Regions from separate parts of the Homo sapiens genome. Here region 2 is linked to region 1. The links are chromatin loops, found by intact Hi-C in ENCODE. Cell type or tissue: breast epithelium. All regions are shown on one strand. Links, peaks and the distances in the headings refer to the core of each region. The heading gives the core; the rest is flanking DNA.

Region 1 (8,654 bases), core at 476-8,475:
AATGCTTTTGGGAATTTGCCGTGGCTCTGAAGAGCTTGTCTTGGAACTAGCACACAATTACTTCCACCCACATTCCACTGGCCAAAGCAAGTCCCATGGCCAAGTCCAAAGTCAGTGGGAAAGTATATTCTATGCATGGCAAGAAGCCATGGCAAGGGAGAGATGGAAAGAATTGAGGGAAAACAATATAATCTAACACAGTCCAGAGTCTCTGACGTATTCAAGCTATCACCCATTCCCCTGTTTATGCTTCTAGACCAAAACTGTCCTAGAAATAAGAACTTGTTGGTACTCTCCTCCTCAGCCCTGTAGGGTCCCAACCACATTTCTACAAGCAGGAGGCTGCTAACTATGGAGACATCATAGTCTCCATAGAAGAGAATGGATAGAAGAGAATCCAAAGAGAGTTCTCATTGAAAGAATTCTTAAACATTACCTCACCCTAACAATTCATTGTACGGATGGGAAAACTGAGACCCAGACATGTGGAAAGAGTGGTCCAATACCACAAAGACATTCAGCTTAAAGGCTGTAAAGCCAGCTTGCCAAGGTTCTGTTTCTGGCTCCATCATTTATTAACTGTATAACCTTGGATAAATGACCACAATCTCTCTGTGTCTGTTTTCTCATCTATAAAAATGAGATAATCACAGTTCCTATATTACAGAGTTACTATGAGTATTGATGTCAAAGTGCTTAGAATAGTCACTGACACATAGTAGGTAACCACCAACGTTATAATAATTCCACAAATAGTTATTATTGAAATGATTCTGGCTGGGCATGGTGGCTCACGCCTGTAATCCCAGCACTTTGGGAGGCCAAGGTGGGCAGATCACAAGGTAAGGAGATCAAGACCATCCGGGCTAACATGGTGAAACCCCATCTCTACTAAAAATATAAAATATTAGCTAGGCATCGTGGTGGGCACCTGTACTCCCAGCTACTCAGGAGGCTGAGGCAGAAGAAAGGCGTGAACCCGGGAGGCGGAGCTTGCAGTGAGCGGAGATCGTGCCACTGCACTCCAGCCTGGGCAACACAGCAAGACTTCATCTCAAAAAAAAAAAAAAAAAGAAAAGAAGAAAGAAAAAAAAGAAAGAAATGATTCCACAAATACCACTCTGTTCTAGGTGCAGAGGAAAGAGTTCCTGGTCCAAAGAGCTCTCATTTCATGGGCAAGACAGACAGAAATAAGCAAATTCACCACCTGTCATGCTCTTCAGTAGAGGAGGGGGAAAGTGTGAGTCTAATTTTGCCCTAACTGGGGAGAACAAAGACTGGGAAGACTTCCCAAAGAAGGTATAATCTGAAGTCAGTTTCAAATAGTGGGCAGAAGGTTTTCCAGATGGACAAGGGATTGGAGGAGACTCCTGAAGGAGAAAGAACATGCAAAGTGCCTGATGTATGGAAAGATGCCTGAGAGTGTGTTTGGAACATGCAGCCAACTCCAGCTGTGAGGTGGGGTGGAGGACCTTTTACAGAATTACAGGAGAGGATGGCAGGGGTTGGACTGGAGAACTCAGGGTGACAGGTAAAAAACTTGAATTCTTCCTACTGGTGGGTGATCTCAAACTTTCCCTCATAAGAAGAATTAAAGGCAGATAGAAGGAAATATTATCTATAGGGGCATAGACAATGGCATTTCTTTATATGCTTTCAAGACTCCAGTTTATCTTAATTCCTATAAATTTGTGTCTTCTTCAATATTATAGTAGTGTTCATTTACTCGTTCAACAAATATTTATTAAGTACCTCCTGGATGGCACTTAGAACACAAGTAAATAACACCAAGATTCTTGCCCTTGTGGCTCTTTTATTTTAGTGTGATAGGGAAAATGGTGGTGAAGAGAGAATGACAATAAGTAATGATGATAGATAGATGATAGATAGATAGATAGATAGATAGATAGATAGATAGATAATTAGTTCATTTTCATACTGCTATGAAGAAATACCCAAGACTGGATAATTTATAAAGAGAAAGAGGTTTAATGGAGTCTCAATTCCACATGGCATGGGAAACAGAAGGCAAAAGAGCAAAGGCACATCTTACATGGTGGGAGGCAAGAGAGCGTGTGCACAGGAACTGCCCTTTATTTTATTTTATTTTATTTTATTTTATTTTATTTTATTTTATTTTATCTTATTTCATTCATTTATTTATTTTTGAGACAGAATTCCACTCTTGTTTGCCCAGGGTGGAGTGCAATGGTGCAATCTTGGCTCACCACAACCTCTACCTCCCAGGTTCAAGCGATTCTCCTGCCTCAGCCTCATGAGTAGCTGGGATTACAGGCATGCACCACCACGCCCAGCTAATTTTGTATTTTTAGTAGAGACGGGTTTCTCTATGTTGGTCAGGTTGGTCTCAAACTCCCAACCTCAGGTGATCCACCCGCCTTAGCCTCCCAAAGTGCTGGGATTACAGGCATGAGCCACCATGCCTGGCCCAAAACTGCCCTTTATAAAACCATCAGATCTCGTGAGACTTATTCACTATCACAAGAAGAGCATGGGAAAGACCCGCCCCCATGATGCAATTGCCTCCTACAGGGTCCCTCCTATGACACATGGGGATTATGGGAGCTACAATTCAAGATAAGATTTGGGTGGGGACACAGCCAAATCATATCAGATAGATAACTGTTTGGGTGTGTTTAAAAGGTGATAAGTGCTTTGGCAAACAGGAAAATTAGAGCAGTATAAGGTAGGCCGTCATTAAATGAATTAAATAATGAATGAATGAAGATGGATGGATGAATGGATGGATGGATGGATGGATGGATGGATGGATGGATGGATGGAAGAATAAACGGCTGGATGGGTGGAAGAAAAAAGAAGGGAGGGACAGAAGAAGAAAGGAAAGAAGGGAGGGAGGGAAGAAGGTGGGAGGGAGGGAAGAAGGCAAGAAGGCAGGCAGGAAGGCAGGCAGGAAGGAAGGCAGAAAGGCAGGCAGGCAGCTGGTTAGAAGATGGGGAACCACTGAAAGGTAAAAGTGAGGGAATGACAATAGTCCTATCTGACAATCCCCTGCCTGATACGAGGCTTCCATTATCAAGGCTTCCATTATCTTTGGCACACTCAGGATCACGGAAAGGTGAGGCTGGCAAAGCAGGATTCCTAGATCCTACCTGGTCCCCAAGCAGGTCATCAGCTTGTTACCCACACTTCAAAGGCTGCTACACTTCCAAATGCGCAGTTGACATAAATACCTTCTGGGTGCATAGCAGTTAATGAATAACTTGGTTAAATTGCTGTAGAGGGAGGAAGCTCAGAAACTGGAGGTGGGGATGGAAGGCTGGGGAATGCTGCCCGTATTAACGACCGAAATCCAATCTCTGAAAGGAAGGGAATGATACTTTGGGAAATGAGTTTATGATAATCATTCCTTCTGCTGGCAGAGCACCTTGATGGCTCCTCCCAGAGACACAACCACCTTGAAGCCAGTAGCAGGGGCTCAGGTGGCCACTTCACCTCTCTGGGCCTCACCTTTCTCATCACTAAAGTGGGAAAGCAATTTCCCAGCCCTTCTCATAGGATCAAATAAATTAACGAGTGGGGAAACTTTGAAATCTGTTTTAAAAAGGGAAGTGGGAGGGATTTTCTTTTTAACTAAAAATAAAACTAAATTTGTTCAATATTCCCCATCTTATTTTATTTTAACTAATTTATTTATTTAGAGACAAGATCTCCCTCTGTTGCCCAGGCTGAAGTACAGTGGTGCATTTATAGCTCACTGCAGCCTTGGCCTCCTAAGCTCAAGTGATTGTCCCACCTCAGCCTCCCAGGTAGCTGGGACTACAGGTGCGTGCCACCATGCCACGCCTTCCATTTTATAAAGCACGTGGCAGTGTCGTGGTTAAGAATGGAATCACACATAGCTGGGTTCAAATCCTGACTCTGTTTCTTTCAAACTATGATTTGGGACAATTTGTTTTATCTCTCTGAGCCTCAGTTTTCTCATCTCTACAGTGGGATCATCACACCTTCCTCAGCAGGCTACTGGGAGAATTGAAAGAGACACTGCAGGTAGGTGCCTGGCACATAATAGGCACTTTCTGAAAGTCATTCTAATGACACGTTGTCATGGCCCTGTGCCCTCCGGCTGAGAGCCCTTGGATCCAGAAGGAGGTTGTCCCAGCCTGGCAGCAGGTGCGGGTGCGCAGGAAGGGGTCTGGATAGCACAAAAGCTTGGAGTAGACACCTCAGCCCCACTCCCTGACACAGCCCTGCTCTCCCGCAGATCATTTCTGGGCAAGACAGAAGAGCAGACAAAAGGCAGGAATAGGAAAGAAAGAGAGGGGTGGCTTTGATCCTGGAGGGGAGATGCAGCCGCTCCCTCTCAAAGCCAGAGGAGCCGGTGATGGAGCTAATGGGGAAGCCTCATCAGCTCAGGTCTCTCCTGACAAGATAGAGTGCCCCAGGCTCAGAGATGACACTTCCTGAGTGTGTCCAGACCCTCCACTCCCTGCACACAAGCCCATCACAGCCCATGATGTTTAAACACAGCACTGCAGGCCCCAGCTATGGGCTCCCAGCCCGGAGTCCAGAGACCCATGACATTCCACGGCCGGTGAAACAGCTGGTTTGTGAAATTGGTGTTGGCACTGCTGCTTCACCTCTGGGCTGTTTTCTCCCTGGCTTCTGTCTGAGAACCTGCCCAGACATGGAGGCCCCTCCCTGAGCTGAGCTCTGCTTTTGTTGTTGTTGCTATTCTTACTGTTTTGCTTTTTGTTGTTGTTGTTCTTTTTTTTGTTTTGTTTTGTTTTTTTTTAATGCAATTGGGATGCAAGGGTCAGGACACTGAGAGACAGAAACAGAGACAGGAGAGATTTGTTCTCCTTTTATTCCCTCCACCAAACTCAAATATAACTATATTATCTGCACGGCTCCTCCCCTCCACCTGGTGTCCTAGGAATACTCTGAATAGTAATAATAAATGGTTTACATTGACCTTGAGCCTGCTATGTGCTGGGCAGGGTTTCAAGTGCTTTGTCTACATCAACTCGTTTAATCCTCGGAAAAGCCTAGTGGGTTCCAGGGCTCAGAGCTGGTCAGGGACTTGATCAAGTGCACGTTCCCAGTGTAGGGAGCTGGTCTGACCTCGTATATTGCCCTCCTTGGGGAAGAAATGACGCGGCCAGAATGACATTAAATTCCGGCTCCTTTAATTCACTGAAAACTCGCCATGACAAGCTTCACCACGTTCTCCAATGGATCCATATTTTTCGAACCCCAAAGTGATTTCTAAACAAGAAAAAACTTTTACCAGGGAAGTCGCAAACCTCTGGGCTCTCATCCCCTGCTTCAGAGACATCATCCATCTTCCTAGAAGTGACACTCGTTGCTTCTACGCAACTTGGTTAAAAGCAGAGTCAATAGTCGCAAGCTATGAATCTTTTCTGCTCCTCTAGAGAAGGAAAAAATCATTGCATGTTAGTGTTTGGGGGTCTCAGGCCCATAATGCAGTTTCTGAGGTCTCATAAAAGGGGCCCAGCCCTTCAATGCTCCCAGCTGAGGCCTCTCAGAGTGGAGTTTGGGAGTGGGTGGATGGGTGGGAAAGAAGCTGAAGAGTGGGAGGTGGGGGACACAGGGAAGCCAGGCCGACACCATCGTGGGAGGCCACAGCACCAGGCTGGGTGTCATGAGGCCACTGGCCCTTTGTGACCTTAGGCCTGTCTGAGCCTCCTCTGAGTCTCAGGTTTTCCCCTTTGAAAAACGGCAGTAACGTGTGATTGGTCCTGTCCGGCACAGCTCACAGGGCTGTTGAAAGGATCATGAGAGATGGAGTTATGGAAATAGCTGAAAGACCTTAACATCCCATTCACATACAGGGGATGGTAATGGTGATAACGGTGATGCTGGTGGCCTGGCACTCTGATCACTTAACAAGAGCCTGGAAGTGTTGTTTGTATCCATGTGCTGTGTGACCCCAGACAACTTGCCAAACCTCTCTGGGTTTTGATGTTCTCTCCTGTCAAATAGGGATAGTGAAGGACACAGTGAGATAAGAGGTGTGGAAGGACTCTAAACACTGTTTGACAGGATTCTGCTCTTGTCGATAATCATTTGACGAGAAGAGCTCTTTTGACAATTACAGAAGGAGAGCCACACCCAGGACAGTAAACCTCCTAGGTCAGCAGAAATTGGCAAATTCAAATCTTCCCAATATTCATCTTCATAACAACAACAACAACAACAAAAGCCTTGACTTCTAAAGAGAGCAAGTTGAAGTATTTACTGTTATTTTTGCACCTACTAAATGCCCAGCCAAAGAGACAAAGAAGAACCAACAGGCGTAAACTGTTTATGTGCCAAGCACAGTACCAAATGCTTTCTGATACAGTTTGGTTGTGTCCCTGCCCAAATCTCATCTTGAACTGTAGCTCCCATAATCCCCATGTGTCGTGGGAGGGACCTGGTGGGAGGTAATTGAATCGTGGGGGCGGGTTTTCCTTGTGCTGTTCTCATGATAGTGAATAAGTCTCTGAGATCTGACGGTTTTATTAAGGGCAGTTCCCCTGCACAAGCTCTCTTGCCTGCTGCCATGTGAGATGTGCCTTTGCTCCTCCTTCACCTTCCGCCATGATTGTGAGGCCTCCCCAGCCATGTGGAACTGTGAGTCCATTAAATCTCTTTTTCTTTATAAGTTATCCAGTCTCAGGTATGTCCTTATAGCAGCGTGAGAATGGACTAATAAACTTTCCATGCCTTACCTCTTTTAATCATCACAGAAAAATAATGGATTCAATATTATTTTTACTATTATCCCATTCTATAGAAATAACTTGATGTTTAGTAGAATACTGTCACTTGCCCAAAGTCACGCAGCTAAGAATTGTCCACACCTGTTTTTGAAACCCCTCTAACATACTCAAAGGTGAGGTTTTCAACCACCATGGGACACTGTCTCCAGACTTAACCCTCACACCAATCCTTTGGGATTGGAATTGCTACTATTCATTATCTAGATGAGAAAACCGAGGCTCAGAGTGATGAAGGGGCTCGGCCAAGGTCACATGTGGGTAAATGGTGGGTTGAAACCAGGTCTGTTTTTGGGAATTCACCTTTGGGTACCAAGACTCCACATAGAATGGCAGGCACAGGATTCACCAATGCTATGAGGTGCATGCAGGGAGGAGAGGGCAGAGTCTACCACTCAGAGTGCTGGAGGGAAGGCAGAGGCAGAGGGAAGCCACTGGCTCTCCTCTGTCACCCTGGGCAGGCTGGGTGGCAGGGAGAGGAATTACAGCCATGGAGGCGGATCTGGTCAAGCACTTCAGCCCCAGCTGAAAGTCAGACCAGGAGCAATGAGAATAGATCAGCCTTGCCACTTTACAGCAAGGAAGAGCCTCCCAGAGTCAGGAGACTGAAAGCCACAGAGTGTGGCCATCCCATGCCCCAGGAAGGACTTGCAAGGCCATCCTGCCTGCATGCAGCCATCCATTCCTTCAACAAGTATTTATGAAGCACCTGCTCTGTGCCAGGCACTATACCAGGTGCTGGGTAGGCAGCATGAGCAAGTCTGAGTCTGTGCCCGCAGGAAGCTTGGAGTCTGGTGTTTGGAGAGAGAGCACACCAGATACATCAACTTTGCAGTAAGGCAGACGGTGATACATGGAGGAGGCAGTGGGTCAGGACTGAGGAGCTTATGTGTTAGCTGTCTGTTTCCTCTTGCTACTAGAATGTGAACTTCACGAGGGCCAGGACCTCCCAGGTCTTGCTGGCTTCTCTATCTGCAGGGCCGGGTGGGTCATAGAGCATAGAGAAGCCTCTCCACTGGCAGCCATGTGGTTGTTGTCACCTTCCTGCTCTTCCTGGAGTCCTGGGCTGGGATCTGCCAGATCCCCTGGGCCTGGAATGAGGCCTCCCAGCCAGTCCCCGAGACAGGGAACAGAAATAGTAACAGCTCTCATTTAATAAGCACTTGCGTTGTGTCTGAATCTTGTTCTAAGTGCCTTAAATGCATCTCTCTCATGGAAGGCACCATCTTTATTATCTCCATTTTACAGTGGAGGAAACTGAGGCTCAGGGAGGCAAAATCACTTGCCTGAGAGCCCACCCACATAGCCACCACTCCCCACTGGCAAGCTTGGCCCAGCCTGCTGTCCAGATGCAGAAATGAAGGCAAGAATCAGAGCTGGAGCAGGAAGCAGCGGCCAGGAGAGGCCAGAAAGAGGGGACTTTTCTGAGCAACACATCCCAGGGGTGACCGGGAAGTGGAGAATCCTCCCCATCACCCAGGAACAAACCAACACACTAGGGGCTGGGCCAGGAGACAGGGAGGAAGGAAGGGCCATTCATCCCAATGGGGAGCAAGGAGAGAAAACCATTTCACCATGGGCTGTTCTACTCACCAGCCTTGTTCAGACCAAAAGGATGCTTTCCCCAAATTGGGGTGGATTTTGAACTAGGTTTAAAGGCAGCTCATCCCAACTGCTGAATGGGCAGCTCAGTCATGTTCACTGATCGTTAGCTCAGTGATAATTAGTAACTGGGGAAGGGGGCTAAGACTAAGAACAATTCTGTCCTTTCTGAGTGTGTCCAGACCCCATCTCTAGCAAATCCAAAATTTCTTAAAATTATGTTTTAAATGAAAATCCATCTCCAAGGAGTACATGTGAAGCAGAGAGATGGATCTTGGCACCAATGGC
Region 2 (8,654 bases), core at 173-8,172, 270 kb before region 1:
GTGCACATGGCTTGCTCGTTCACTTTGCTCTGGTCTCTGTTCAATGTCATAACCCACAGAAGCCTTGACTACCCAGTCTCAAATGCTCTAAAATTCCCAGCTAACCTCTCTCTCTATCCTGAAAATTGCTTTATTTGTTACAGCACTACATCTTTGCCTGACACCATATTTAAAATTTATCTACCCCTTGACTAGAATGTCAGCCCCATGAGGGGATGGGTTTTGTCTATTTTGTTCACTGTAGTGTGTCCAGCAGAAGAAACAGTATCCAGGAATTGTTGACATTTTATAAGGCCTATGATGAGGTAGGCATAGTGTTAAGTGCTTTCTACTGCTTCTTGAAAATGACACATCAACCCAACCATTCTGTAACATAGCATTAAAAGAGATCATCATACAGGGCAAGCATTTAAAAGAACCCCGTAGGTAGAATTTTGAATCTTTCTCACGAATCCCTGACAGTTATCATTCACAATTTCTCCTAAGTCTGATTCCAATCTACATTTTTATTAGAATTCTTCATATAGATCACCTTAGTCCCACCTTGAGTCAGTCCTCCTCCCAGTTCAAGACAGACTCCAGGGTTTCAGCTGAGCTTAAAATCAAACGCTTGGGCAGTGTCTCTTGGCTACAAGACATGGCATTTTATTTGATTTCCAAAGCTGATTCTGCGATTACCCTCCTTCACAATGGGTTGTTTGAGTCATGCTCCGTGGGCCTCACTCGATCACAGTCCCTTTTCCATCCTTCTCCTTGTCAGCAAGATAAGAGGGAGTCAAGGAAACACCGGATGACAAACGTGTCCTGTACAAACAGGATGATTTTTCTCGCTGGAAAGGTAGCTTCCTACTCCTACCTGGCTCTGGAAGAAGAGGCACAGACCCACTCTTATCAATATTTTAATCTTTAATGACATCTCTCTCTGGTGATTTCAAGAATCATATATGTTTATTGTAGAAAATAAAAAATAACCCAGGTAATCATAAAAAAACAAAAATCTTCTCCCATAAACCACTACACAGAGAAAGCCATGGTTAATATTGCAGAATTCTCTCTCTCCTCCTCTCTCCTCTCCCTCTCTCTTTCTCTCTCTCTCTCTCTCTCCCCTTCTTATCTTTCTTCTCTCCCCCATTCCTCTCTCTCCCCATCAACTTTTTAGCAGGACTCTGTGGCCTTTGCATCTTTTGACATGTAAATGTAATCCCTCTCTGTCCTACATGATAACGATCTAAAACTTTTCCAGGAGTTTTTGGAAATCCTCTCAGAGGCTGTGTGTCCAACATCAGTTTATTTTAAACAAAAAACGAAAAGGGAGTTTTGAACACCTGAACTGTAAGGAAGGTATTTGTACCTATGGAGTAGTTTTTCTCTGCAAGTCATAAACTCCCAAGCCCAACAGGAAGACAGGATGTAGCCCTGAAAGGTCAACTCAGTCATCCCCCTGCCTCTGGGCTAAAACCAGGTCATGAATTGAATGTGATCCATTCTCAGGATGTTTCTCTAGTTCCTGCTCCTGCCCAACCTAAATCTCTCTTTCCAGGACTGAGAGAAGCCAGCTGTCATGCTCCAAGGGAGATCAGACACACACTGCCTTGTGTGTTTGTAAACTGGATGGCCCTCCTACTTGACCTAGCCTTCTCTAGCCCCTCTCCCCTTCATCTCCCCTCCACCTCTGAGCACACATTCAGAGACGTCAAACCAACAGATTCAAGCCATGGTAACCCAAGAGGTGAACTGGTGGCCAAATAAAACCAAGCAGCGCACGCCACACTCAAAGAAGGAAGATTTTTGTATCATCCATTTTCTGGCAGTGTTCCTGTCCTGGCTCGTTTTAGATTCCTTTGGATCCCTGAGAAGGATAATTAACAGCAGCAACAATGACTACTGCAGCTGCTGATCACTGAAGTTGCGAGCACAGGCTCTGAAGTCTGAGTCCCTGTGTTCAAATCCCAGCTCTGCCATTTAACCAACATGTAACTTTGGGCAAATGACTGCATCGTTCTAAGGCTCAGTTTCTTCATCTGTAAAATGGAGACCGAACAGTACCTATGTTATGGGGTCAGAGGAGCTTATGAGTTCATATTCTCAGAGGAGTGCCTGGGAGTAAGCCCTCCATCCCATAGGGCTTTTAGGATTATGGTGTTACCATGTGCTAAGCGCTGCCAGGCACATTCTGTCTGGTGTATGGAATACCCACAACCACCCTCAGAAACAGAGGTTGGTCACATCTTACAGATAAAGGAAACAAGGCTTAGAACAGCTCTCGGCAAGCGATGGCCCCAGATCAAATCTTGGCCAGCCTGTTTCTGTAGGACCCACCAGCTAAGAATGATTTGCATATTTATAAATAGTTACATTTTAAATGATATACAAATACCCACATAACAGTTTCGATTTTGCCCTGTGGACTACAAAGCCTAAAATGTTTACCATCTAGCTCTTTACAGGAAAATGTGCTGACCCCAGGCTTAGAAAGAACTAATACTGGAGGCAGGATTCTGACCACCCTCGCCCCCACCCCACCTGTTCCCCTTCATAGCAGACTCTGCTGCTCTCATTCTGGTGAATGAAGTGACTTCAGATTCAAGGATATACAAACAGTCATTCATTCATTCATTAACAATTAGTTATCAAGGGGCTGGTCACGGTGGCTCACGCCTGTAATCCCAGCACTTTGGGAAGCTGAGGCGGGCAGATCACTTGAGGTCAAGAGTTCAAGGCCAACCTGGCCAACATGGTGAAACCCTGTCTCTACTAAAAATACAAAACCTAGCCAGGTGTGGCGGCATGCACCTGTAGTCTCAGCTACTGAGGAGGCTGAGGCACAAGAATCGCTTGAACCTGGATGGCGGTGGCTACAGTGAGCCAAGATCGCGCCACTGCACTCCAGCCTTGGCGACAGAGGGAGACTCGGTCTCAAACAACACAAAACAAAACAAAACAAAAACAATTAGTTATCAAGGGCCAGAGGTGGAGCCAGTCATGTCCCTAGACTTGAGGAGGCAAAGACCTGCTTGTTGCAGCATCCCTGGAGCCTTTCCCCACCTAGCCTTGCAACAAGTGGGCTCAGCAGGAAGGACCATGAGGTTTCAGTAAAACTAGATTGATAAGAAAACGTCTCAGTAACTGAGTTGTGATGTCCTCTAGAGAAAGCCCACTCAACCACCCAGAGGCTCAGGGGCTTGCAAATCCCAGTGTTACCCAGCTAGCCTGATGCAGCCTGGCCACTCCCAACTTCCTTAGAAGTGTGTAGAGTGTCACGAATGGTGTCCCTCACCCAAAGCCAAGACTGGGATGGGTCTAATGGACCAGGCCCATGGCACCTTTCCCTGGGATAACAAGGTTTAGGGGATGCATAGTCTGTGCCTTCTCTGGATGCCATTTTTGGTGTTTGTCCATTCCCACAGCTTAAGAGTAGTCTAGCAGGTTTTGATGGTTCCAACCAAAAATAGATATACTGATTGATATGGTTTGGCTTTGTGTCCCCACCCAAGTCTCATCTCAACCTGTAATCCCCACGTATCAAGGGAAGGACCTGGTGGGAGGTGATGGGATTATGGGGCCGGTTTCCCCCATACTGTTCTCATGATAGTGAGTGAGTTCTCATGAGATCTGATGGTTTCACAAATAGCTCTTCCCCCTTGGCTCTCTCTCTCTCTCTCTCTCTTTCTCCTGCCACCCTGTGAAGAAGGTGCTTGCTTCTCCTTGGCCTTCTGCCATGATTGTAAGTTTTCTGAGGCCTCCTCAGCCATGAGGAACTGTGAGTCAATTAAACTTCTTCCCTGTATAAGTTACCTAGTCTTGAGTATTTCTTTATAGCAGTGTGAAAAAGAAGGAACACCCAGATTTAGGCATAAAAGAAGGGCCCCCAAAAGTAATGAAGGTGGTAACCCAAGGAAAGACAAAGAAGACACCTAGGAGTTTGGCTCCCAGAGTTTGCCTTGAGCCGTCCTCCTGTGCCAGTCCCAGCCAGCCCTGAGAATGTGAGATTGCATTGCTCATCGACTTTGAATACATGGAGGACTATAACAGGCTTATGAAAATATGGGTGTTTACAGCCTTATTCTCATCAGGGGAAAATTGACATTAGGAAAGTACATGATAAAAATCTTATGTACTTTCCAGAATGTAAATAGAGTTAAAAGTGAGACTGTCAGGAGGCAGCAGGGTGCGTGGAAGCAGAAATGAGCTGGGAAGGCTGGGAATGGAATTTTCCAAGTGCTTGGTGCTCTCCTGAACAAAACTGGCCACTTTTGGGGCAACTAGAGGGAGAAGAGGGTCAGGAACGGAGGGAGGACTGAAATCACAGATTTGATATCTAACTTATTTTCAGATGGGTTTAATCAAGATTAGAGGACAGAAATAAATGATTCCACTTGTAAGGCACAGGAAGGGATGCTTGGGCCTGTGGAACCTTCCCACTGTTGACTTTGTGGATGTTCTATCAGTACAGCTCAGACTTGGCTATAAAGGTCAAAATCTTCGGCATGGGATGGGAGAGGGATGCCAGTAACGGACAGACCCCCCGACACACACCCCAATGAGAGGGCAGAGGAGGCAAAGTCCAGAGATACCTGTTCCTTGCTATTTCCCTTAGAAGGGAGAGCAGGTGGGTCCCAGCTCCCAGATATCCTGGGGCCATGCCTGGTGTCCCTCACCAGCGTGAAGGAGGAATCAGGACCAGGAGGCTGAGTTGACATGGGTGCTGTCCATCCAGCCAGGCTAGAGGTTCCTCTGGGGAATTTCTGGATGATAGACTTCCACAGCTCCTTGAAATTCCAGTGCTCGTTGTGTCCCTCCGTGGTGAGGCTTTCCTTCAGCAAAAACTTTGAAATGTGTTTGCTGCTGGATTAGCCCTTGGAGCCACGATTCTGCTCCTACCATGTCTCAGTTCCACAATCTTCACTGGCTCCCCAGTGCTGGCACAATCAAGTCTGCACTTCTTAGCCTGGCCATTCTGAGTGTCAGCCCGGCTGCCCTTAAAGCCTGACCTCCAGGGAGCTCCATCCTTCCCTGAGCACGCGCTCAGTCCCTGACTCAGTCTCCCAGGGCTGCTCACCCATGCTGAGACAGCTCAGGGGCGCTCCTTCCTCCAGTCCCCAGCTCAAGCTCCTTCCTCTACCCAGAATGCCTTCTTTACCCTTCCAGGACCAGCTCAGTGGGTCTCTCGAGAGCCTTCCTATTTTCACTTCCACTTAGTGAGAAAGGGACACTATCTTTGCTTCCATAAATGCTTATCTCCCTAGTGTGGCCCCTGTCTCATGTAAACACTATTATCTGTTTACATCCATCCCTAGCACAGAACAGGATAGCGCAGCAGAAGAGCAAAGGTGGACCCCTCCTCATTATCCCTCCTCATGGGGCTGGGGTAAAATCAACGACATAAATCACGTGAAACTCAAAGCAGGGTCAGCTCAGTGACAGAGGCTGATCCAAGGGCAACGTGGATCCCGGCCACTCAAGTTAGGAAGACTTAGCCAAAAGGTAGCATTGTAGGGTGAGCTATATCCCTCTAAAAGATACATTGAAATCCTAAGCCCTACACCTGTAACTGTGGCCTCATTTGGAAATAGGGTCTTTGCAGACATAATCAAGTTAAGATGAAGAAGGGCCCGAATTGAATATAATGTTCTTATAAGAAGAGCGGAATTTGGACACAGAAGCAGACACAGAGGGAGCAGGCCACGTGATGGCAGAGGCAGAGACCGGAGGGATGCAGGCACAAGCCCAGGAACACCAAACACCAAGAATTGCAGCAGCCACCAGCAGCTAGGAAGGCACCAGGATGGATTATTCCCTGCAGGAATCAGAGGGAGTGTGGCCCACCCACACCTCGATCTTGGACTTCTAGCCTCCAGAAGTGTGAAACAATAACTTCTGCTGTTTTAAGTCACTGTTACAGCAGTCCTAGGAAACTAATTCAGGTAGGAAGCAAAGGGGGGCGCTGTCTACCTACTAAGCCCCAGGCATTTCCCTAGATAATTTCACTCACATAACCTCACTTAAACTCTCTTTGTCAGGAGACAGATAGGCTTGTTTCTTATTTTATAACCGAGGTGACCAAGATGCAGAGAATGGAAGTGACCATCATGCAGTTGGGAAGACGCAAGAGCCCGGATGTGAACCAAGAACTAAGGCAAGCCTTCCCACTGTCCCACAATGGGCAGAATCTCAAGGGTCTTCCAGCCAGCAGGAGAAGCAGCAGAACCCATGAGTGGGGAAGGAGCAGGGGCTTGGGGTCTTTGTCTGGATCCCCAGAGCCCCCTTGGACCCGCTCCTACCCATCCCTCCTGTTACCCTGCTCACACAATGCAATTGCCTAGGGATGGATTCTCACGGGGGTAGGGGGGGGCCGGGAGCAGCTTCCCTAGTGTGAGCCCCCAAGCAAGAGCACCTTATCTGACGAAGCGGGGAGGGGCTCTGAGCTCCCGATAAAACTTTGCCCATTTGTTAACATGTGTTCCCAGCTGAGATTACCAGGCGTGGAGCAGACAATGGAAGCGATTAAATAAAGTCGGAGCTTTGCAGCCGAGGTGAGAGATAGGGAGGGAGGGAGACCAGGGAAGGGGGAGGGGGGCTGCCACCTGCTCACTCTGGGCTCTATTACCGCAGCCACCGAGGAGAGGCACAGGCACAGCTTCCCATCACGCACATGCAGATGGCCAAAGAGGAGGCAGTGGAGTCACCAGGGCTGGGAAGCTGAGAACTGTGGAGTCGGATGCCTGGATTGACAGGGCCTCTGTGAGGGCACTTCAAGAGCCGGTGCCCAGGATCCGAGGGGCGCCTGGATGTCCGTGTATCCAACAGCAGTCAAATCACAGTAGCCGTTGTTGTAATGGGGATATCTGAGGAGTTTACTCTGAGCCAGGTGCATCTTTTGTCTTACTGAATCTCCACCATGAGAGGTGAGTTCTAGCACTATCCTCATTTTACAGATGATGCGATAGAGGCTGGGAGAGGTCGAAACACTGAAACACATCCCCTGGGTGGTGAGTGGCAGGGACAGTATTTGAACTCAGGGCACGCCACTGATGGGTGCAGGGGCCCCAACCCACTCTTTATTCACCAGAGCCACCCTCCCTTCTATCTGTTTAATGTACCGGGGGGCCTTGCAAAACTGAGTATTTTTTAAAAGTTTGCTTTAGAAGGACATGGGCCTAATTCATTCAACCCATTTACGGGCACCAAAGCACCCCAGTCCAAGGCCCGCTGGGGAAGGGGGACCAGTGAGATGGGCAGGGGAGAAAGACAGAGAGTCCCAGGGGGCCACCCTCATCTGGCCCATGGAACCTGCCACCATCAAGAAGTCTTGCTTTGGGGGGGCATCTGGGCAGAGGGGGCAGGGGAGAGGTCTTCCTATTGTCCTTTTATTCGAATTATTTGTAAATAACAAAGCCTATTACTCCCACGACCTTATTAGATCCTCAAAACACCCCAGCAGTAAAGTAGGGCCAGGGGGGTGGTGACAGAAGTGGCGTCACTCTGCCATCGGATGACCCAGCCCAGTTCCACCTGGGGCCCAGTGTGGAACTGCTGCAATACTCTGCTCTCTCTCTCTCTCTTGATCCCATACATTTTATACTGCCGGCCTCCTCCGTAATTTTAGAGTTTTTCCCCAGCCAGTTTTATTACAGCATTAAGAAAGCGCCTGGCAGGCCTTGCCTAACATCACAGACTCATCTGGAGACCGTCTGTATTTTTTAAGGTCTGGCTACGTGGTTTTTCTATGCTTTATAGTGAAGAAAATAAAAACGGGGGAGATGAATGACGACGATCCCTTGGCACCCTGGGAGCCTGGCTCCTGGGCTCACTCAGTTCTTACAATGACAGCTGCTCCCCTCTCTGCATGGGCAGGGCCACCCTACGGGCCCATGTGGGTCCCGGCAGCTATAAATGGCATCTCAGGAAGAGAGGCAGGCAGGACCCAGAGCTGCCACTTATGACTTGGGCAGGTCCTACTCCCTGGAGCTGGCTCTGGGCACTCTCCCCCAAGTTCTGATCTCCAGTGGGCTCTTACTCTGGTATGGCCACTCAGAAAATGGCATTGTCCAGTCAACCCCGTGTTCACTTCGAGACAGATTATACTGTGTACATCATCTTTATAAATTTTCAAAGGATTGCAAAATATCAGATACACTTGAAAACTGAAATTTTATTTAAAATATCTTTCTGCAAAGAGCCAGAGAAATGTCTACAAGTGATTAAGAAACTGCTGTGTGCCAAGCATTTTAAGCACATTGAATTTTTAAATCCCCATCCCCTCTACACAGATGAAGAAACCAAGCCTTGGAGAGGTTACGACACCTTTCCAAGAATCCACTGGATTCTTATAGAAGCCAGTGGCCACGTCAGCACAGCTAAGACACAGTCACAGTGACAGGAGCTGACACTGGCTGAAGACTTACTCTTGTTCCAGGCATCATTCTAAGCCCTTGGCTTTCACCATAGCCCCAATATGAGGTAGTCTTGGTTATTTCCCCAGTTGATAGATGAGGAAACTTAGGCTCAGATAGATAAAGTCACATACCCAAGGTCACCCAGCTGTTGAGTGGCAGAGCCAAGGTTTGAACCCACAGGCTGCCTCCAGAGCCTGGATTCAAGGCCCTCTCTGGAGCATTCCAACGTCTGCCTTTGTCCTTCACACCCAGTGACTT

Evidence for each region. Hi-C counts contacts between places; a loop is a spot of excess contacts. Peaks named below come from ENCODE experiments on the same cell type or tissue, not always from the same donor. Only the 100,000 strongest peaks of a DNase experiment are listed, where the experiment ranks them.
Region 2: it touches region 1 in a loop (10-fold over the local background); 10 of 110 quality-filtered maps call a loop at or near these places.

The regions. Positions count from the first base shown.
Region 1 is chr1:17,930,004-17,938,657 of GRCh38, reverse strand. No RefSeq gene overlaps it. Among named protein-coding and RNA genes, the nearest start is that of LINC01654, 130 kb to the left of the region's middle. In breast epithelium, for the core only: no CTCF peak of the experiment used is centred there; a DNase peak (open chromatin) is centred at 4,587.
Region 2 is chr1:18,197,591-18,206,244 of GRCh38, reverse strand. The region is part of intron 1 of IGSF21 (immunoglobin superfamily member 21); the gene reads right to left. Among named protein-coding and RNA genes, the nearest start is that of IGSF21-AS1, 26 kb to the right of the region's middle. RefSeq lists enhancers at 4,821-5,321, 5,990-6,490, 6,491-6,991. In breast epithelium, for the core only: no CTCF peak of the experiment used is centred there; no DNase peak of the experiment used is centred there; H3K27ac peaks cover 2,342 bases; H3K27me3 peaks cover 2,572 bases.